3 separate regions of the Mus musculus genome follow, and all the other regions are linked to region 3. The links are chromatin loops, found by intact Hi-C in ENCODE. Cell type or tissue: heart. All regions are shown on one strand. Each heading gives the region's core, and the rest is flanking DNA. Links, peaks and the distances in the headings are about the cores only.

Region 1 (7,401 bases), core at 1,162-6,161, 280 kb after region 3:
ATTCACTTGTAAACACATTCTAGTCTTACTGATGCTGAGAGAATTCGTGTCTAAGTTACATACTAGATAACTGCCATTGTTAAACAGAACAATCTCCATACCATTTTAAAGCCCAAGATGCTGACTGCTTCTTTCTTAATGCTGAAGCAAAATCATCTTCAGAGAAATTTTTGCTATAAAGAAAATGAGAGTCAAAAATGTAAATACTTTAGAAGTACACTTCATTCTGTCTCTGGTAGATACAACAGTGAAATGGTGAATTTCAAGCAGGAAATTCGTATTACATCTATACAGCCAAGTCCTTTTAAATTGTCAAATGTGAATATTACTGTTAAATGTTAGTCTTAAGCATATATATGAACTTTTCTGTTTCCTCCTCTACTTGGGTCAAATGGCATATTCCTAGCATTGCTTAGCATCCAGACCAGGAGGAGATAGGCTCACTTCACTCAACCTTCAGTATATTCCTATTGCTACGGTCAACGTGTTCTTCAGCTATGTAGCCTCTGAGCTAATCCACACCCCTCACCACCTTTATCAGCTAAGAGAATGCAGATCTACTTTTACCTTTGTAGGCCTCTCATTAAAGACGGTGGATGAGATTCATCTATTCCTAGTTTCTCTAGAAGGAATTCAACTACTCCTGGATTAACAAATCCCAGAGAACTCTGCATGATATTTTCATAGGACTCCAAAGAATTACTATTTAGTTCAACACTCCTCCTTTGTAAAATAAAAAAAAAAAGGAAAAAAAAAAGAAAAAGAAAAAAATCAGAAACACAAACAGTAAGGAGCACACCCGACTTTACTAGAAATGTGACTCTAGGAGGGTTAAACACTAATGCCACTTTTGTACACAAAAGACAGGCACTATTATGCTATAACTGTCTACCAAGCTTAAAGTAATTTACAGGCTATAAAATGCAATTCCAGTTGTAATTTGTTAGAAATAGATAAAAGATAAATACCTGTAGTACAAAGGAAGCTCTTCAGAAGTGATCACACCTAGTTTAATGCCAGCCATGTGTGGAGGAAGAGATGAGCTATACAGAGATACTGCAAGCTTTTCATGGTATCTGTCAATATCCTTGATTCCAGCTTTGAAGAAGAAAAAAGGAACAAACAATAAAAAAGTGAAAACAAAAATAAACTTTTCAAACCCTACCTCTATTAAACTACATTTTCAACATTAATTTGAAAATTTTAATTAGTATGTTGAAGTTGATCACCTCGAATTATGTCACCAGTTTGATAATATGATAAAGGATCTCCATGGTTACTGTGAGAAGGCACATCTCTTAAGGGACAAAGAGCCTGCAAGGAGAAGTATTTGAAAACACCACACATTTGACTCTGGCAAGAACAGTATCTCGTATCTTAGTTATTCATTATGAATGGTAATACTGCACATTAACAATGATAAGTCTAAGTCTAACACTATTTCCTTTTTAAGAATCCATAATTATACATATTTACAGGGTACAATTATATAGTGTTTACAGGGTAGCAAATCAATACACATATACCATTATCCTATTGGTATAATTAGTAATAGACAGATACCATTTCTTTGGGTTTAGTCTTCAGATTCTTTTCTGGTCATAGACTAGCCACCCTCCTGTGCTCCAGAACACCTCATCCTAATCCAGCTGCAGTTACCTACTTTCCTTCAGTCCTCTCCCCCTTTTCTGACTCTGGCCACTCTAGTCTACTGTCTTTTTCAGTATTCACAATGTGAACATGTGATATCTGTCTTTCTGTGTTTGCCTTATTTCATCAGAGACAGGGTCTTTCAGGCCATCCAGCATACTTTCATTCTTTTTGATGGCTTTAAACAACTGTTAACAGACATGTCAGTGACTTAAATTTAAGAATTTTTTTTTGTTACATTTTGTGTCCAACCACAATAAAACTTGTTTTTTAGCTTTAAGAACCAAGATACAGTGGTGGCACACTCCTTTAATCCCAGCACTCGGGAGGCAGAGGCAGGCGGATTTCTGAGTTCCAGGACAGCCAGGGCTACACAGAGAAACCCTGTCTCAAAAAACCAAAACCAAACAAACAAACAAAACCCCAAAAAACCAAAACCAAACCAACAACAACAACAACAAAAAAAACCCAAAAACCAAGACACAAAAGCTATTAGCATTTTAAATGAGGTGTGCACCCTCCTGTTGTATATGTCTTCTCTTCACATGGTGAGACAGAGAGCCGACATGAACAGTGTTGGGGTGAAGCACTCCAAACGGAGGCAAGCACGTTATTACAGCGAGAGAGAGAGAGAGAATGTTATATGTTTAATATGATAGGAAGGACTTGCTAGATTACTTACATACGAACATCTAATGTGCAATTATTAAGCATATGTTTAACCACAAGATATCTGTTCAGAATACCAATGAACATCATCACAACCACTAATCTCTATGATGTCAAAAAGGAGACTGACCTGCAAACAGAGTTCTCCAAACCTTGAAACACCCACAATGGAGGAAACGTAACACTCTAGTACTTGTTTTTTTTTGATAGGGATTCACTATAGAGATCAGGCTGGCCTTGAACCCACCTCTGTTCAGCCCACCTCTGCCTCCTGAGAACTAGGGTTAAAGGCATGTACTGTCAATGTCCAGCTCTCTAAGGCTTTTGGTAAGAACAACTACTGTTTTTTTTTTTTTTTTTCAGCTTATCTTTAACCCTCCCCCCCCAATATCCTACCAGGTAAATGTAAACAGACTTGGATAAGCACATAATTTTTGCATGGGATGAGTGTAGAGTGACTTACTGTGATTTCTAAGTGCGAAATATCTCTCACGATGCCACTTCCTAAACAGATCAACACCATGAAAAAACCAAACTCCCGAATAGAGCTAATTCTTCCAATCACTATATCACCACGTTCAATATCTCGGAAGAAGAGCTCTCTCCGGTCCATGCTTGGCATCTCCATGAACTGCTCTAAGGGTGGCATGACCGCATAAAGATCTGGAATAAAATAAAACCAAATCACCACGATCATTCTGACTTCCTTCTCCTTTGATAAAATGCTTTAAACTAACCAGTAAATCTTGAAAAGCTTCTCAGACTAAACTTACTGTCATTGTCGTCATGCACTTCAGAGGGTGGAGATGCGTCTGATTTCCAAGACAGTGCAAAAAGCAGATCCGCTTTTTTAGAGATGAATTTTTGTATTTCAATGTTGTCAACTCTCTTCTCTTTCCTTAAAAGAAAGGTGACTATATACATGTACATATATATATATATATATATATATATATATATATATATTTTTTTTTTTTTTTTTCACTGATCCACGCTCTCATACATCCAAACTCGTGTACGGCAGTTTTCATCACCCAACCCTGCTTAGTGTCTCCAGGGGAAGTTTTATTTATTTTAGCTTTTCAGTATGCATTTATTTAGTGCTGTGATGTGGCGTCCATGTGCCACCGTGTGCAACTGGGGGATCATAGGACAAGGCTGGGATTGGTTCTCGCCTACCCTTGCGAAGCCTGGGAATCGGTCAGGTCAGGCCGCTCGATGGAAAGTGACTTTACCCACTGAGTTCCGGAAGAAGTTTTAAGCCCGTTCTCTCTGGAAACGGGAGCAGGGAAGCTTTGGCGGCGGCTCGGAAGGCGCATCCCGGCCATTCAGCCCGGAGCCAGTGCCTGGTCACACACCCCGGGGCTCGGTCCCTCCTGTCCGCCCCGCGCCCCGGCCCGGGTCACGGCCCCGATACCTGCCGGCTCCCGGAGGAGGCGCCGCGCCGCGGGCTGGCTCGGCCGCCGTGCCCAGCAGGCTCCGGAAGTGCGGGTTGTCCTGCTGTTCACTCCGCAGCAGCGACAGCAGGGCCGGGCCGTGGCAGCCCAGCGACTGCCGCAGCAAGTCGCGGTCCATGGCGAGCCCGCCAGGCTCCGGCGTCCGAGCCCGCGCTCCCGCAAGCCGAGGGAAGCTGCCCGGACGCGCTAACCTCCCGGAAGCGCTCGCGGCGGCGAGCTGCCTCAGTCTCGCGAGACCTGGCGGGACTACGGGAACCCGCAGGAAGCGCGAAGCGGGTCTGGCGCCGAGGGCGGAGTAAGGCTGGAGGTGTGACGTGTGGGGACGCCTGAGCTTAGCACGTACGTCGGGCTGTGTGGTTCCTAGGTCGCCAAGGCCAGAGCTCCGGTCTCTTTTTCACCGGGTGCTGCCGAGTTCAGCGGTGCAAGGGTGGCTGGGCGGCCGCGGAGGAAGTTTCCTCAGTCCTGTCTGCCCGGGGCGGCGCCCGCGTCCCCTCAGGATTGCCTCAAGGTGGCGGTCGCAGGAAAGCTGCCTGCTAGACCGACGTGGGGCAGACAGACAAGGACCTACAGTTGACTTGGCGGCGGCTGGAGGCGTGTCCACCTTGTTTCTCGCTGCCTTTTAGAGGGATGTGGCTGTCACCAGCCCGGAGAGCTTTAAAGCGCAGCGCGCATGCTCTGTTCTGGCGTGGCTTTGTAGGAGTTTTAGGATAAGCTGCCTACTACTAGGGTGATATCTGTGGGCTGCCTGGTACACACTGGTACCGAGTGCTTTAGGTGGCTTACTTAAAACTGGCCAGCGTTTGCTGGCTACACTTCAGTGCTAGCTCTACACCGAGTGTAACCCATAACCCCACACAACTTTGTTCTACACCTGGGCACCACACCCATACCATCAGGGCTTTTGTTTGTTTGTTTGTTTTTTGTTTGTTTTTTTGTTTGTTTTGTTTGTTTGTTTGTTTTCCAGTTACAGGGGTTTCGAATTCATTTTCTTTCGTGACAAATACGTGATTTTTGAAAGGGACAGGACACTGGATAGTTGACCAGACCAGAGGGGGTACAATGGAAAGTGAGGGAGTTGGTTAGTGCTTGGGTTTTCAGCATGCTAGCCAAGGATTCTCTCTACCACTGAGCTACAACCCCACCTACATTTTTTTTAACTTAAAAACTCTCCAAGAAACTTTAAAGAAATATGAATAGTTTAATGAACTGTTGGGAGGGGGTGGTACAGGGTACGAAAATGGTGAAGGAAATGAAGAAAGCAGAATATTCCAAACAGATTTTCACTGCTTGGTTTCTAACCCTACTTTTACTGTGATTTCAAATTTCATCTTAAAAGTAAACACATAAGCCGGGCGTGGTGGTGCACGCCTTTAATCCCAGCACTTGGGAGGCAGAGGCAGGTGGATTTCTGAGTTCCAGGCCAGCCTGGTCTACAGAGTGAGTTCCAGGATAGCCAGGGCTACACGGAGAAACCCTGTCTCGAAAAACCAACCAACCAACCAAACAAACAAACAAAAACCAAAAAACAAACAAAAAATAGTAAACACATATGTATATCCTGTAACAAACACTAGACTCTAAAGATGAAAATACGCCCTGGCTCGGAGTGACTCTGTTTGTTTGTGGAAGACAGATAAGAATAAAGGCATAAAGCTATAACACTGAAGGTTAATGTGGCTACCTAAGGTGTGGCCTCAGATCTTTTTTTTTTCTAAATTAGGTATTTTCCTCATTTACATTTCCAATGCTATCCCAAAAGTCCCTCATACCCTCCCCCCCCACTCCCCTCCCCCCCACTCCCCCTTTTTGGCTCTGGCGTTCCCTTGTACTGGGGCATATAAAGTTTGCAAGTCCAATGGGCCTCTCTTTCCAGTGATGGCCAACTAGGCCATCTTTTGATACATATGCAGCTAGAGTCAAGAGCTCCGGGGTACTGGTTAGTTCATATTGTTGTTCCACCTATAGGGTTGCAGATCCCTTTAGCTCCTTGGCTACTTTCTCTAGCTCCTCCATTGGGGGCCCTGTGATCCATCCAATAGCTGACTGAGATCATCCCTTCTGTGTTTGCTAGGCCCCAGCATAGTCTCACAAGAGACAGCTATATCAGGGTCCTTTTAGCAAAATCTTGCTAGTGTATGCAATGGTGTCAGCATTTGGAGGCTGATTATGGGATGGATCCCCGAATAGGGCAGTCTCTAGATGGTCCATCCTTTCTTCTCAGCTCCAAACTTTGTCTCTGTAACTCCTTCCATGGGTGTTTTGTTCCCAATTTTAAGAAGGGGCAAAGTATCCACACTTTGGTCTTCGTTCTTCTTGAGTTTCATGTGTTTAGCAAATTGTATCTTATATCTTGGGTATTCTAAGTTTCTGGGCTAATATCCACTTATCTTTGAGTACATATCATGTGAGTTCTTTTGTGATTGGGTTACCTCACTCAGGATGATGCCCTCGAGGTCCAACCATTTGCCTAGGAATTTCATAAATTCATTCTTTTTAATAGCCGAGTAGTACTCCATTATAACAAAAAACCTAGGATAGCAAAAACTCTTCTCAAGGATAAAAGAACCTCTGGTGGAATCACCATGCCTGACCTAAAGCTTTACTACAGAGCAATTGTGATAAAAACTGCATGGTACTGGTATAGTGACAGAAAAGTAGACCAATGGAATAGAATTGAAGACCCAGAAATGAACCCACACACCTATGGTCACTTGATCTTCCACAAGGGAGCTAAAACCATCCAATGGAAAAAAGACAGCATTTTCAACAAATGGTGCTGGCACAACTGGTGGTTATCATGTAGAAGAATGCGAATTGATCCATTCCTATCTCCTTGTATTAAGGTCAAATCTAAGTGGATCAAGGAGCTCCACATAAAACCAGAGACACTGAAACTTATAGAGGAGAAAGTGGGGAAAAGCCTCGAAGATATTGGCACAGAGGAAAAATTCCTGAATAGAACAGCAATGGCTTGTGCTTTAAGATCGAGAATTGACAAATGGGACCTCATGAAACTGCAAAGCTTCTGTAAGGCAAAAGACACCGTCAATAAGACAAAAAGGACACCAATAGATTGGGAAAGGATCTTTACCTATCCTAAATCAGATAGAGGACTAATATCCAATATATATAAAGAACTCAAGAAGGTGGACTCCAGAAAATCAAATAACCCCAATTAAAAAATGGGGCTCAGAGCTAAACAAAGAATTCTCATCTGAGGAATACTGAATGTCTGAGAAGCACCTGAAAAAATGTTCAGCATCCTTAATCATCAGGGAAATGCAAATCAAAACAACCCTGAGATTCCACCTCACACCAGTCAGAATGACTAAGATCAAAAATTCAGGTGACAGCAGATGCTGGCGAGGATGTGGAGAAAGAGGAACAGTCCTCCATTGTTGGTGGGAGTGCAAGCTTGTACAACCACTCTGGAAATCAGTCTGGCGGTTCCTTAGAAAATTGGACATGGTACTACCTGAGGCTCCCGCAATACCTCTCCTGGGCATATATCCAGAAGACGTTCCAACTAGTAAGAAAGAAACATGCTCCACTATGTTCATAGCAGCCTTATTTATAATAGCCAGAAGCTGGAAAGAACCCAGATGCCCCTCAATAGAGGAATGGA
Region 2 (7,401 bases), core at 1,162-6,161, 130 kb after region 3:
TTTTGTATTGGATAAAAGCTGACTTGAGGGACTGCCTTTGCTTATAAAAGAAGAATTTAACTATAAAAAAAAATTCCCTGCAATTAAAGACTTGGCTAGAGTTAGAGTTATGTGACTTCCCATAATGACTGAGAGACAGGTGTCTCAGGAAGTGGAAGCTACAAGAGACTGACAGAGCTTGACAGGCGAAATGCCACTGACCAGGATCTCGTGGCCAGCATAGTCGAAGTGGTTTCTTGATTGGAGAGGGTATAAAGAGATGGACAGAAAGGAATGTCAGAGACTAAAATAACTGACATCATTATTCATTGTTGTGAGTGCATATAGTGTGTGTGTGTGCGCACGTGCATGCATGTAACATGGCACATATGTGGAGATAGCATGGCAATACTATGGAGTTGATACAATTCACTCATATTTACATGGACTTGAACTCGGCTCACTAGGCTTACAGGCCTTTACCCACTGAGCCGTCTCCAACCAAAAGTGGCATTTTGACCATGCAAGGGAGAATGAATGACCTTGTTTCTGGGTTCTTGGGCAAGTGTTTATACAACCATCAGAAGTACCGAGTGTCATTGTTACCAGTTCTGTGGAGCTTCACACACACTGCATGGCAGCAATCCAATGTCTGGCCAAGCCGCAAGCAGTTTCACCAAGGCTTTGAAGCAGCAGTGTGACCCTCCCTTTCTATGGCAGATTTCCAATGAAATAGATCAGTAGTCAGACCCACTTTGAGAAGAAACTGACCTCCTGTGTTGGATGCTTCCTACGACTGAATGATAGGAAAGCCTTTGGTTTACCAAGTGATTTCACCTGGTCTCACCATGTAGCCCAGGCTGCCCTCAGTCTCACCACACTCCTGCCTCTGTCTCCCACAGGCTGATATTACAGACGTGTTCCACCATACCCAATTTGGTTATTCTAGTTTTTCCTCTTTAAAAATACAAAACAAAACAAAACAAAACACTTACCTGCCACTGAAGGCATTGCAGATGTGGCTGCTGTGTCACATGTGCATCAGAAGGTGGCAGAGGGGAGAGACGCTATGAGTATGCTCAGTGTTCTTTCCTACGAACATCTGAATGATTAGCAGCCTAACTTACCTCCCTGAAAAAAAAGCAAGCCCGAGATAACCAACAGTCTGGTGCCATGGAGTCTGGACATCATGCAGGCCTGGAGGTGGGGAGGTGGCAGACCACACCAGAGATGACGCCTGCCTGGTGCCATAATGCATGGGCGAGGCATAGCACTCCTGAGATGAGTCTAGCACTCAGATACTCTGAGTACCATTAAGCAAGTAAGTGGTGGAGAAATGGAAGAGAGAGAGAGAAACAGAAGGATGTGGGCACAGAAGAGAGGCAGAACTAGAGACTCGAGGGTAGTGAGGAACAGCCTGATGTGAGTAGCCAGTGATGCCATCTGGAACCATGGTGGGGTCCTGGCTTGTGCTGCCACTAGGGGCTACATCTGGGTCCATGGCCCTGCAGCAGAAGGGGGTCTGTTACTACCAAAGACCAGGCAGACACCTAATTCCTAGTTTGGGCTTCGGTCTGGGGAAATGTTGATGCATGAGGGCTGTGTGGAACTGGCCTCATCACTTGCCTGGGCATTGTGGAAGAGCTGGCCCTAGGGACACAGAACAGGAGAGCGGAACCCACCCTCAGCCAGCTGCAGTACTTGGAAGAACCAGCCCCGCACGTTTCAGGAGTTGCAGGTTGAGCCAGCTCTGACAACACCAACATGGGAAAGTTGGCCCTGCCACTTGACTCTGGTGCAGTTTGCTTTGGCATGGACAAGAGAGATCTGGTCCTGGGGTCATGAGAGTAGGAGAGTGGACTCTTACCCTCACCTGTTGTAGCACTCAGGAGATCTGGCCCTATACCTCTACTGAACAACGCAGTAGAGCTAGCCTTAGCTGTGGGCATTGCAGATAAGCCAGCCCTGAGGGCATGAGCACGGGAGAGCTAGCCCTGCCTCTTAATGTCATTAATTGAGGTTACATGCCTATATGGATATGGATATACATATGGATCCTACACACATAAGCACAGCCTGCTCAGTATAATGTTACTTGTATGCACGTTTTCAGGGCTGACTGATTCGGATAATCACTTCACGTGATTTTCCTCGGGGAAGACTATTTCTACAGCTTGGCATTCCTCAGTTGCCTGTAGTTCTTTGTGTAGTGTTGAGGCCTCACGGTCTTTTCCTAGCAGTTTAGACATTCTTAAAAATGAAAAGATTCAGAAGTAGGAAGTCAGCCCAGTCTGTCAGCGGCTGGACGTGTCGGCATGAGGATCTGAGTTAACCTCCAGGAGCCGCTTTAGACAGACAAAGATGGGTGTGGTGCTGTGTGCTTGATAACTCTCTGCCTCTAGCCAGTCCTTGGTCTGGTGTCACAGGCTGATCTTGAACGCACAACATAGTTGAGGATGACCGTGTACTTCTCATCTTCCTGCCTTTACCTCCTGAGTGCTGGAGTTAAAGGCATATGCCAGCCCACTCTGTTGATGTGGTGCCGGGGACAGAACCCAGGTCTTTGTGCTTGCGATGCAGGTGCTCCATCAGCTAAGCTTCCAACCCTTTTTGCCTTGATGTCACACTGTCACAGAGAGGTTAGGTTCCCAGCCATCCACTGGAGGGTACCCAGTGCCTCTCAGAGAACATGACAAATGCGGACCTATGACTGGATCCACTCTGCCTGCTACTGCAAGGCAGTCTCCACTACGCACCACCTCCAGTTAGCTCATCGTTAACGCCACAGAACGGAGATCGTGTTTGTACGTAACCCTTCCACCTTCCTGATTTTTCCCCTCTCAGAAGCTACGATTGGAGCAAAGAAAAGACAGAATATTAAAATTCCAGTTTTGCATTGCTGAACTACTTTCCCAAAGACTCTGACTGGTTAATTCTCACTGAGTGCTTGTCTAGCACCCACCGAGTCTTAGAATCCATCTCCAGCACCATGTAAACACACACACACACGCACACACACACACACACACACACACACGTGCGCATATATATGCATGCTTTTTATTCCAGCACTAAAATCATTCCATTGGATCCAAATGGCACCTTTGAGAGACTTGGAGGCAGACAGAATGGCACATCCTAAATTTGTCTATGAATACAGAGGTGTAACTTTTTGAGGTATCAAACCCTTAGAGATCCTTGGTACCACAGCCTGGATGCGTGCAAAAATAAAAATATAACCTCTGGGTAAGCTACAGTCTCTGGAAGTTCTTTTTTGAAGCCACCAAGAGCTTTCAGCCTTCTTGTGGTGTGATGGGTTCTGCCCTCTGTACTGCAGGTTCATTTCCTGTTTACTCATGCAATTACTTGGTCTTTCATAGGAGGGGTTTCCGTTAACTTTCAAACTACATTTCACATTCAGTGTTGATGTCTCAGCTTCCAGATGTAAATCTGTGAGACACTACAAAGCATATCTCAGAGGTATTCTTGGTATAAGAGAAAATCCATACTGATGTCGATTATTGGTGGCCTGAGGAGCTGAACAATCTTTAGGATGTTTGTGTACTGATTTTTCACTCTTGAAACACCACAGAAGTACCTCGGTGTCTATAGAAAACAACTTAAAGACCTTGTTTCAAATAACGCCCTAAGATTATTTTTGTGTAGAAGACGCGGACTGTTTCTATGGAAACAGGTTTTCTCTATTTCGTTCCGCTGCTGCCATCTAGAGGACAGGAGAAGTACAGCAAGTCCTAATGCGTCATTTTCCCCTGACCCAACCCCGCACCGTTGCCTGCTGCCCTTGAGTTAGTACCGCCCTGCTTATCTCCTGCCCTTTCTCAGTTTACATCACAGGGTTCTTGCCCAGAGAATAGATTGATCCTGTCCAGCTGAGCACAGGCGGATGCAGAGTGAGCCTGGTGCCTCTCAGTCCTCTCACACCTGTGGCTCCTCTCTCATCACGGATGTGAAGTAGGAAAGAGGTAGTTGATGAACTTGCTGTGGGATTCTTGGTGCCCGGCAGAATTCCTATGGAGGTTGCCAGGCACTGGAACCTTTTAGAAGGATTAGAATGTCCCCTTAAAGAATTCCCTTGCAGGGCTGGATTGGCTACCTTGCGAGCACAAAGTGATCTTGGTACCTCCCCCAGTCTCTCGACCACGCTGTGTTGCGCTTCCTGTTCAGTGAGCTGAGCCACCAGGGGTTCTCACCTGAAGCTGGGCAGGTGGCCCGACAGCTTCTTGAAGTTTTTCTGTGTCCTAATCTGTGAGCCAAAAGAAACTGCATAAAGTGTACCGTTTCAGAAATTGTTTTAAACTAACAGGAAGTGAACCTGCAGGCTTCCATCTCATCTGTTTTTAGGAAGAGACTTCTAGATTGAATACATAAAAGCCAAGTGGCAATAAAATTATGCATATCTCAGTTGCTCCATCAGTAATGGCACCAAGGCGCCTCAAAGTCGATACACAAGACGCTCCTCCCCAGGGATACCCACTGCCCCCTGGAACTTGCTATAATAGAGCATCCGTACCATTTTGCAGAAATTATTTAATTTTCTGCCTTCCACACAAAGCTATTGGCCTTCATCTGCTGATGATTGTTGTAGCCCTTACACCGAATAGACATCCCATGAGCGTTGTTAATGAATACATGAAGAGTATAGTTTAAAACCTTTAAGTTAGTTTCACCAGTTCTCAGAGTAGTTTAGTGTGGAACATTCCCATAATAGCGTAATTGCAGGTCAGTAGGCAGCCACTTCTGACAGGTGTGAGGTTACAAGGCTGGAGCCTCTGATCTGTCATTAGCTTCTTTACACCATCCCTGTCATTAGAAGGTGTGTTTGGACAAATTGTAACAAGTTTCTTAAGTGCAGACCAGCCGCAGTGCTGAAGCAGTAACACCTCTCTCCCCAGCATGGGGTAGTTAAACGGAGGGCTAGTTGGAGAAAAGCCACGCCCACTGTGAGCCTAGCAAAACAGTCACAACAATGAGCGAAGTTCGGACCACCAAATCAGGTGTGGAAGCCAGCCACAGCCCTAGGACGTGGGCTTCTCTCAGATAACCAAAGCCAAACAGTAAAGTCTAGGCAAACAGGGTCAAATTAACAACAATACAAACCACAGGGGAATTCCAATCGCAGCTGAGTGCAGAACAAGTGGGTCTACAAGTTGACTTTGATTCCCCAGTCCGGACCCCCTCTCTCCACCCACCCCACCCCTCCCCCTCCAACCCTCCATCCCCCACCCCCACCTCAAAACAAAAGGCACCCTGGGTCCTTCGTACTGGCAGATTACAGTGTCAGAGGCTGTGTTAGTGAATGGTCTGTGGATCAAAGGGACAGAATGGAGATACAGTTCAAGTAGCCAGAATTTTTTATATACCCCCTCCAACGCCCACAAGAAGACGGGTGGACCTTAGACTCACTATGCTGCTCAGGTTGGCTCAGAACTCGTGATTCTTTTGTGCTGGATGTGTGTACTCCCACACCAGGACAGAATTTAGTACTCGTAAAAAGTCCCACAGTGGTGGCAGGGCACAAAAGTGATGTAATTGGGCTACAATGTGACGTTAGAAAAATGTGCAATTGTTATAAATTCAATTATAGCTTAGACTTTAAGCAGACTTCTCTGGGGAACTACTAGCAATTTCAGTGGATGACGTCATAGCCCTTCCTTCCTTCCTTCCCTCCCTTCTCTTTTTCTTTATTCCAGTATGCTATGAGAGTGATGCAGGCTGTCACCCTCTACAAGACTGGCTGTTGGGACTGTCACTACCCTTAACACACGTGTGGCTCAGCTGTGGCCCTAGCATCTTCCTCCTGACTGCCTTCTTCACCACTTGTGGTTTTTAAAACAAACAAACAAATAAACAGGGTTCAGGGTCAGGTCCTCATGCATGCAAGGTGGGCACTTTACTGACTGAGCCTCTATCTATCTAACAATACCAACATTATCACTATTTTACATTTGTCCATTTATTTATTGTGTGTTTGACATGAATACTTGTATGGAGGTCAGAGAACTTGTGAGAGTCGATCACCTGCCCCTGCAGACCCACCTCCCTGGCCTCATCATCGCTATTTTCAAATGGTGAACAGTTACAAATACGGAATAAACATCTGCTGCCTGTTCGCACCTGTTTGCCTTGTTTTCTAGTCTCTGTTTGAAATGTGCATCATCATCTGTTATATTGTGTGGAAACAATCACGGAGTTTCCCTGCTCCCCAGAAGGCTGCCTGCTGGAGAGGAAGCTGCAGGGCTCTGAGCACACAGCTCTCTCACTGCACCTGATGCCCCTCTTAGGTAATCCCATCCGGGCTTTGAATCCTACCCATCCTCTAGCATAGGATGCTCGGATCCTGTACTTAGAGCCTCACTGTGCCCCATGTTCATGCAGTTATCTCATTTCTTCTTAAATGGCTAGCCATGGACTGCATCCCCTGTTACTCCCCCCATCTACCTGGCTTTACCCTGACCATAAATGGTCCCATCTTTTGACTGATTGTCTTTCAAATGTGGGTAGTTGGTTATTCTTTTTCTTCATCTTCAAAATTTCTTTCTAATCTGAAGCCTAGTGAGGCGACTCCCTGGGTGAAGAAGGTACTTGCTGGGGATGCCTGGAACCCCCTCCCCCCAAAAGGTCCAGATGCAAAAGCGTGCATGACCAAGCCAGCTCAGTCAGTCAACAGGTTCTCCCTCCAGCGCAGAAGTGAGGATTAAAAAGAAAAAAGTCAATTAGACAACATTGTAACATGACCCCAGCCAGTTCTGAGGCAGGTTTATTTTTTCCTAATCTGCTTTTATACCATTTTAATTACATGCAAGTACTAAGATCAGTTCTAGGTTGAGGAACAAGCAAGACAATAAACACAAATAGTCAAGGAACAAGCAAGGCAATAAACAAAGTCCCATGATCACTCCCGTGATCATGGTTTCTAAGGGCTTATCAGGATGACCAAGATATCTAAGCCTACTTCCCTGTCCTAGCCCAAAGTCATATTCTTGCCTGAAGCTACTTCTTTGTTCTAGCCTAAAATTAGATTCCTGCCTGAACTTACTTCCCTGTTCTAGCCTAAAATTAGATTCTTGCTTAACCTTACTTCCTTGTCATAGCTCAATGTCAGATTCCTGCTTGAAGCCCATTTCCTTGTCCTGGCCCAATGTCAGATTCCTACCAAGTGGCCCCCAAACGCTCTCCACACATTTGAATCCAAACATTCGAAGCCAGCAGGTCAGCTGGCTTGAAGTATGCACACTAACAGAAGCAAGAGAGACCCAGACTAAAAACAAGAGAGAAGGAGAAAACTCACTTCTGAAAGTTTTAGTCTAACCTCTACACGCGCACACAGACACAGACACACAGACACACAGACACACAGACACACAGACACACAGACACACAGACACACACACACACACACAC
Region 3 (7,401 bases), core at 910-5,909:
CTAGCTCTCATCATTGCGTCCATGGAAAAATATCAAGCCTAGGAAAACCTCTCCACAACAGGGATGTTATTATTCCTAAATTGATTTCTGGGTGCTGCTCATATCTCAGCATATGGTGTTAGATCTACAGAATCAGATCTGAAGGCTGTCAAAACCCCATCTACTTGACCCCTGAAGTCAGCTGATTTTAATATCAAGCATTAAAATCAGAGTTGGGTAAAAATGTAGGCAGATTGTGGCAAAGCTTCAATGTATTTAGGAGAAGAGGTCACATTTGAACTCATCACCTTTGGAAGCTTTCCTCTAAGGGGACACAGAAAAGTCTCAGTGGCTATGGAAATCAAAACTGTGTCCTCAAAAAGCTAGGGATGGAATAGCAAGCAGTCACTGCCTCTGTATACCAATCAGGGTTTTAAAGACACACTTGGGATTCCATGGAATAGCTGAGGTACTGGATTGGAGTGAATAGTTAAGACCAAAGCATAAGAACAATTCTCTTATTCAGATCAAACACTGTGTTGTGCATGACTTACATTTAAGTGTACATTTCAAAACCAATTACAATTTCCAAATATTCAAATATTCCATTAGTTGCACAATCAATGCACTATGTGGTTCACCAAACAATGCATTTTAGAAAAGCGGATAAAGCACAGGTCATCCTGCTGCATGTGTCAGAGTGCGTGTGCATTGTGGAGTCCTAGCCATGCTCTCATCTGCCCGAAGTCCTGACCCAACCAGAGAACAGAAAACCCAGAACCAACCCATTCCAAAAGAGGTTCCTCTGCAGAAATAGGCCAGGCCAAAAGAGAGCAACTTCTCACTGTCATGTACCTTGAGAGACATCTTAGGCCACCGTAACATCTATCAAGTGACACATCATTTACCCAGTATCTCCTGACCAATTTTTTTTAATTTCATCTAGAGAAATATTATCATCCTCACGATGTGGTACAAACGTGAACAAAAGGGGCCCCAGCTTTGCAAAGCAAACTTCAAATCTGGCATTAAAGATGAGTCCCGGTTAGCATCACCTGGGGGGCGGTTTCTTAGCTGCTATTTAACTTCTGTTATCACTTCTTTGCTTGTAAACCAAACCAGTGATCAGTTGGAAATATTCAGTTACTGCTTCCATGAGATAAGGACTTGCTTTCAGTAGTGGGAAAGCAAAGCCAAGAGCAATTCTGACACATTGCTGTCATTCAGCCAGACAAGACTAGTCAGAAATGGCCGCAAGCAAGTAAAGTATTTCTTTTGAGAGGATGATTTTAAGTTTTCCTCTTTTCCTCCTTTTTAAATTTTACAAGTTGCTTAGGAGAGAAACTACACCCACCAGTGCCCTGATCTTACATGTTCAGCCTCTGGAATTAAAAAAGAAAAACCAAAACATTTCTATTTCATAAACATCCCTGCCTGTGGAAATTTGTTATGGTTGTCCTAGAAAACAACAACAACAACAAAAGATGTCAGATGCTCACTAGAACTCTCCCCACAGGCGGTTTCTGAAATCTCTCCTTCACCTCTACCATTTAAAAAGTAAAGAGCTATCTCCACGAGCAGTGCTTGGGACACTACTCACATGTATGCAAAATGAGGGAGCCATTTGCCCAATGTATTGAACAGAAAAGGCAACTCAGACTGGATCAAAACTGAAAAGTACAAAATCCCTAAAAGAAAACCTAGGGCAAATCATTCATGCCATGGTTTTGTGTGAGACTCAAAGGCTCAGGTCAGAACAACAACAAAGAACCAAAAAGCCAGACAGCTGGACTTTATAAAAAGTTTTAGGATGCTGAACCTCGATACACACTACCAGCAGAGTAAACATGCATCACATAGATGGGAGAAATAATAGCACACCATATAAATGAGAAGTGATACCCAGAACACACAGAGAACTCCTGAATCTGAACAAATAAAAATCACTACCCAAAAAAAGGCAAGGGCAAAAGACTTGAATAGACATTTTTTCCAAAGATGCATATACATATTTATTAAGCATATAAAAAGGCACTCCATATTATTGATCAAAAGAAACTCAAGTCAAAAGTCCAATGAGTTACCACCTCATACTCATTAGGATGCCTGCAATTCAATAAAAACCCAGAAACTATCAAATATGGATGTGGATCGAGGCCCTCATCCACCAACTACCTTCCCTTTCAGGAATATAACAGTAACTACATTGCTCACCTTTCCTTTGCTGTGGCAAAATGACTGACAGAATTACCTCACATTGGAAAAATAACTGGCTCACAGTCTCAGAGCTGACAAGGCATAGTCGTCTGATCCCATTGTTTCTGGATGTGTGGTGAAGCAGAACCTTAGGATGGGGAATGTCGGACCTACCAGCAGAGATGAATGATGGCCAAGAAGCAAAGAAAGGGAGGAGCTAGAGACAAGAACCTGCTCCGCATAACTATGATTCAGCTACGTCCCCATCACCTCCCACCATCCACCAAGCCAAGAACCAACTGATCAATCCACTCATCTTCTTAGAGCCTTTCGATCCAGTTACCTTCCCAATACCCTACCTCTAACACATCCCTGCCATGAGTTCTTAACACACACACACAAACACACACACACACACACACACACACACACACACGAATCCATGCATGAGCCTCTGAGAGACAGCTCAGATTCAAAGCACGACAAGTGAAAGTCCAATCCTCACAGCATGCCTGGATTTCATGTCTGCCCACCTAGCCAGGAGAAAGGAATAAGTCTCTGCCTAGTTTCTGTACATCCATGCCCACAGACATGACACTCCCCACAGCTACACCACAGAAACAACCCATGAGAAACGGAAAGATAAGCAAAATATGATACATTCACACAATGGTCTTCTGACAACAAAGGGGAGAAGCTTGGGGAAGTAGCAGGCGAAGACTGGCAAGATTAACAGGAATTCATTGACAAAGAACAGCTACCTTAGTTTCTAGCTTCCCTTGGGGTCACATATGGCTTTTATATTCTCACAACTTACAGCCTTTATGCAAAAAGACAGCTCCTAGTCACTTTCCTTCTAGTCAAGTGCATTTGCCATGCTTAGGCCAAACAACCACATGCTGTGAGCAACACAGGTACAAGAAGCTCTTTTAATTACACAAATAGTAAGTCAGGCTAAAACAGGAGAGAAAAAATTCATGGTGAACACACAACAGGAGCTGTATTTTTAGTGAACAAATCTACATAGCCTGAAGCAGACATCAGGAAGGAAGATGGAAAAAAAAAAAAGACTGGAAAAAATCATTTTCCATATCGTTTCTGATGTTTATAGATCTAACTACGTTCCAAGCCAGAAGAAGAAAGATGTCTCTGCAGGCCATGAAGATCAGCCTTGTGGCTTCTTGACATCTACTGGCGACAGCCCAGGGTAGCAAAAGATGCACAGAAGACAAAATAAATGCCTCATGTGAAAAACAACGCTACTTCCACGGGGTGGGCGGAATAACCTATATAAAGCAAAGTTAGGGAGATAGGTTTTAGCGGGAAAGCCTGTTTTAGGGCCGGATATTGGACTTGCAAGTCAGGAATCCCGGGCAGAGGGCATGGCCAGTCCCGCCCCAGTCCGACCTCTCCGTCAACCGGAGTTGGTGAGGCCCTTTGTGCGGCACTTTGTGCGACAGTTCCGACGCACTTTACGGCGCCGCTGCCGTGTTGCGCGGCGCTAGTGGAAGTGGCGGCATCGCTGGCTCGGCCCTGTCGTTCTCCACAGCTGTACCGTGGCGGTGGGCTCGCGCTGGGATGAGCGCGCGGTGCCGAGCCGCGGAGTGGAGTCATGGTGAGTGGTCGGCGCTGACGGGCTCCGAAGGGGCGCTGGGCGGATACGGAGACTGACCTTTACTCCGGCCTCCGGTGGCTCCAGCTGACACCCCTTATCTGCTTGCAGGCAGGCACACGTTTGTGCCTCCTAGGAGGTCGGGCTGTTACCCCACTACCATCTCCGCACTCCTCCCCTCTTTACGGTGGAAATACCTTATGGGATCAGGGAGCCTTTGCAAGCACTGTTTCCAAATCCAGCAGAAATCTTATTTTCACCGGTCTTGTCTAAACTAGAAAGGGGTTCCAATGCCCAAGGGTTAAAGTTCTCTTCCATGGCTGAAAAATCACCATCTTACTGTTGTGGGTAAAGATGACTTACCCTTTTCTTCTTGGTGAAAATCCCATACTCTGACAATAAATTGTGGATAAAAATTGCAGTAGTTTAATTTTTTTTTTTTAAACAGGGTTTCACTTTGTAGTCCTGGAAGTCCCAGAACGTACAGAAATTCACCTGCCAATGTTTCCCAAGTCCGGGGACTAAATGCAAGCCGCCAATGTGCACCACGTCCAACTGCAGTAGTTTTAAAGACATATTTCTATTAGAAAAAAAAATGTTTCTTCCAGCAGACCCTGTGCTGCACTCTGTAAAGTCCCAGTTGCTTAGAGAGCTAGTCGCAAATTCGTGGGCAGCCTGGACAATTTTAGCAAGACTCCACCTCAGAATAAAAGTGTTGGAACTTTGAGAAAGGCTGGAGTTGTAGGCACCTTACCAGCATGAGACACACACTAGGTTCCATCCCTAATCCTGCCCCAAAAGGGAAAAAGAACCCACCTTTCACCAAAATGAAGGTCGTAATGAGTTTGGCTGCGGAATAGGTAGCAATTAAGAGTAGTAAAGACTTGCTCTTCTCCTCCATTACAGGCCAGCACAGTGGTAGCAGTCGGGTTGACCATTGCTGCTGCAGGATTTGCAGGTTTGTCTGTGGGTTGGGGGTGGAGCAGACTGGTTATGCATGGATTTGCTTATTCTGTTGCTTTTGGTTTTAGGCCGTTATGTTTTACAAGCCATGAAGCATGTGGAGCCTCAAGTAAAACAAGTTTTTCAGAGCCTACCAAAATCTGTAAGTGAACCTTCTTGCTAACTAACTTGCCTGTATTTGAAGCCTGGAGCTTGCCTGTAAGGTGAATTCCACAGGTCCATGGAGCTCAGTGTGGAGTTGTAAACCTTGCAATGGGCCACACTGGGAGTTGGTTTTCACATGTGACAACTGAGGGTGGGTGGCCTTTGCAGATTTAGAACGATAGCAGGTAGTTAGCAATTAATTTTACTACATATACTGTTGACCCAGGTTTATCTGTCCAGCTGCCTTCCCTCGTGTTTTGTCACATAGGATAGCTTTGCAGCGATGTTAGATAACGGCTCTGAACTGGGTGTAAAGCACAAAGCTGCTGCTAGTCAGGACTTTGAGAGGCCATGTCATGGAGCTTGGGCAGGAGCATAGGGCCTTGTTGTACATGATCTCTACTAAGGTTAAGATTCTGATGGCATAAATGTCCCTACCATAAAGTCTTATTTTAGTTGTTGCCTTGAATCTTTTCGAGATCTCCAGGTCGTCTTTTGAGACCTTTTGAAACTCCTGTTTTACGGGGATCAAGTTTCTGTCTGGAATATGGATGAGAGTGGCTGCCATTCACTCATCTCCCCTCCCCCCCTCCCATCTTATGTTCTCAAGACACTGTTCCAGTTTAGTTGCAAGAAATGGGTGTTTAACACATCTTAAAATAGTTGGCTACCCCTGGTCAAGCTAAAGTGCCTTGGGAAGTACACTTGTACTTCCCTGAAATGTACCACTTCTTTTACAGATTTAACCAACTTCCATTTACTTCATTAATCTTTTCTTCCAATTCAATTTCTTTCAGGCATTCGGTGGTGGGTACTACAGAGGTGGATTTGAACCCAAAATGACAAAACGGGAAGCAGCATTAATATTAGGTGTAAGGTAAGATGTCTACTCAGTTCTGAGATGTAGGGTAAGGTAATTCCTAGTAGTAATTGAGAATGAAGTAGTTGCTGGGGATAGAACTCACACGTGTAACACTGGGACAGTGCTCACTGCTGCCTGGAGTAATCTAAAGTCTACTCTGGAATGCAAACTAAGCGTTGAATGAGGGTTATGATGTTAACTACATCTAAAGCACTTTTGGTTCTTACGAAGCACATTTTACTGTCTCACACACAGCTTCTCAGTTGTGTTGCTTTACTGTTCTCAATGTTTAACTTCACTTCTGTAATAGTTCATGGTGTTTTGTTTTCTTAAAGCAAACTAAAGCAACAAGTATGTTTTCCTTTTCAAATTAGCCCTACTGCCAATAAAGGGAAGATCAGGGATGCTCATCGCCGGATTATGCTATTAAATCACCCAGACAAGGGTAAGCAACTTTTATTACTATACTGGACTGTTAATGGAATAGCTAATTCTTGGTGTTATGAATGTCTGTGTGTGAGCAGTTTCCCAGTTGTGGATCACATTGTAGTGTCTTAAGTGAAATTCAGTACATATGGTGACGTTCTCTGCAGTGACACCATGTCTCACCAAAATAAAGATATAATGAACAACAATGTAAGAACTACTGTGATTTGGCAGGAGCGGTAAACATTACTACTACTTTTAGGTTCTGTGTCTATGATAGAATGTCTTCCAATAACGGGTTACAGTTCTGCTAGATATTTTGGTTGGTTTGTTTTTAGGCCATCCAAGGTTGGCCTAAACCTTATGACCACCCTCCCTCATTCCCAAAAGCAGAGCTTAAGAAGCACACCCCAACTCGGCTATGTTTTGAGTTTTACTTTTTAGGTTTGCATTATTTTTGTTTAGACTCATAAATAACCAAGTTTAAATTTTAATTAAGAAAAACTTAAGGGGCCTCTTAATGTGTGGACACTTGTGACAGAATACTTATTTGGAAACCTATGAGCTGTATTTGCTTTTATTCAAATACAGACTTCAAAGTAGCTTTAACTGGTAAGAACAGATTCTTTAAGCAGACCACAAAAATCTGTTGTCATGCACATGAAATTTAAATAGAACTGTTTAGTATGTGACTTCACAATGTAAAGAATTTAGCTTGCAGACCTCGAAGTATTCTGTTCTGGATGGTAGTAGAGTCCACATATACACATTCTACCAGAATCCTCTTGATGACCCCTCTTTGATAGGGTTAGGACCACACTGCTCCATCACTTTAGTAGACAGCAAATCTAGATGACATTACAAAGAGTCAGCTAATATTGAGAGGAAAACTGAAGCATTATAGAATGGTACACAGATAAGTCTTTCAACATTAGCTTAGAAGCCTATGGGAAGAACAGTGGATTATATCCACATATGCAGTAATGAGTAAGCATAGAGTTCTGTTAAGTGTGTATGTGGGAGGAGCCAAATCCTATTTAGACTTCTGAAAAAAAGATTTCTGAAAAATGGTAAACTTTTGTGTGAAAACATCTCATTTCCCATCGATCTGATATTTTACCCTTTAATTTTGAGACATATTTATAGTATCATAGTTGCTTCTTAATGAAGATACCATTTCTGTTACACCCTGGAATCCTTGAAATGCTTCTGACAAGAC

What was found. Peaks named below come from ENCODE experiments on the same cell type or tissue, not always from the same donor. Only the 100,000 strongest peaks of a DNase experiment are listed, where the experiment ranks them.
Region 1: it touches region 3 in a loop (3.0-fold over the local background); 8 of 42 quality-filtered maps call a loop at or near these places.
Region 2: a loop joins it to region 3, with 2.4 times the contacts of the local background. A loop is called at or near these places in 12 of 42 quality-filtered maps.

What each region holds. Positions count from the first base shown.
Region 1 is chr3:33,796,772-33,804,172 of GRCm38, reverse strand. It overlaps Ttc14 (tetratricopeptide repeat domain 14), which reads right to left and starts at 3,990. Exons shown (of 12, transcript NM_027619.4): 1 at 3,737-3,990; 2 at 3,093-3,217; 3 at 2,783-2,982; 4 at 1,230-1,314; 5 at 969-1,098; 6 at 568-723; 7 at 102-173. The coding sequence starts at 3,894. In heart, for the core only: a CTCF peak has its summit at 4,258 (motif pointing right); DNase peaks (open chromatin) are centred at 4,052 and 4,352; H3K4me3 peaks cover 2,388 bases; H3K27ac peaks cover 1,643 bases.
Region 2 is chr3:33,952,773-33,960,173 of GRCm38, reverse strand. Gm23175 (a small nucleolar RNA gene) reads left to right here and starts at 974; the gene lies at 974-1,105. In heart, for the core only: no CTCF peak of the experiment used is centred there; a DNase peak (open chromatin) is centred at 3,743; H3K4me3 peaks cover 934 bases.
Region 3 is chr3:34,077,575-34,084,975 of GRCm38, reverse strand. Dnajc19 (DnaJ heat shock protein family (Hsp40) member C19) reads left to right here and starts at 3,622. Exons shown (of 6, transcript NM_026332.4): 1 at 3,622-3,790; 2 at 4,694-4,745; 3 at 4,819-4,892; 4 at 5,692-5,771; 5 at 6,131-6,201. The coding sequence starts at 3,788. In heart, for the core only: no CTCF peak of the experiment used is centred there; a DNase peak (open chromatin) is centred at 3,635; H3K4me3 peaks cover 2,246 bases; H3K27ac peaks cover 1,481 bases.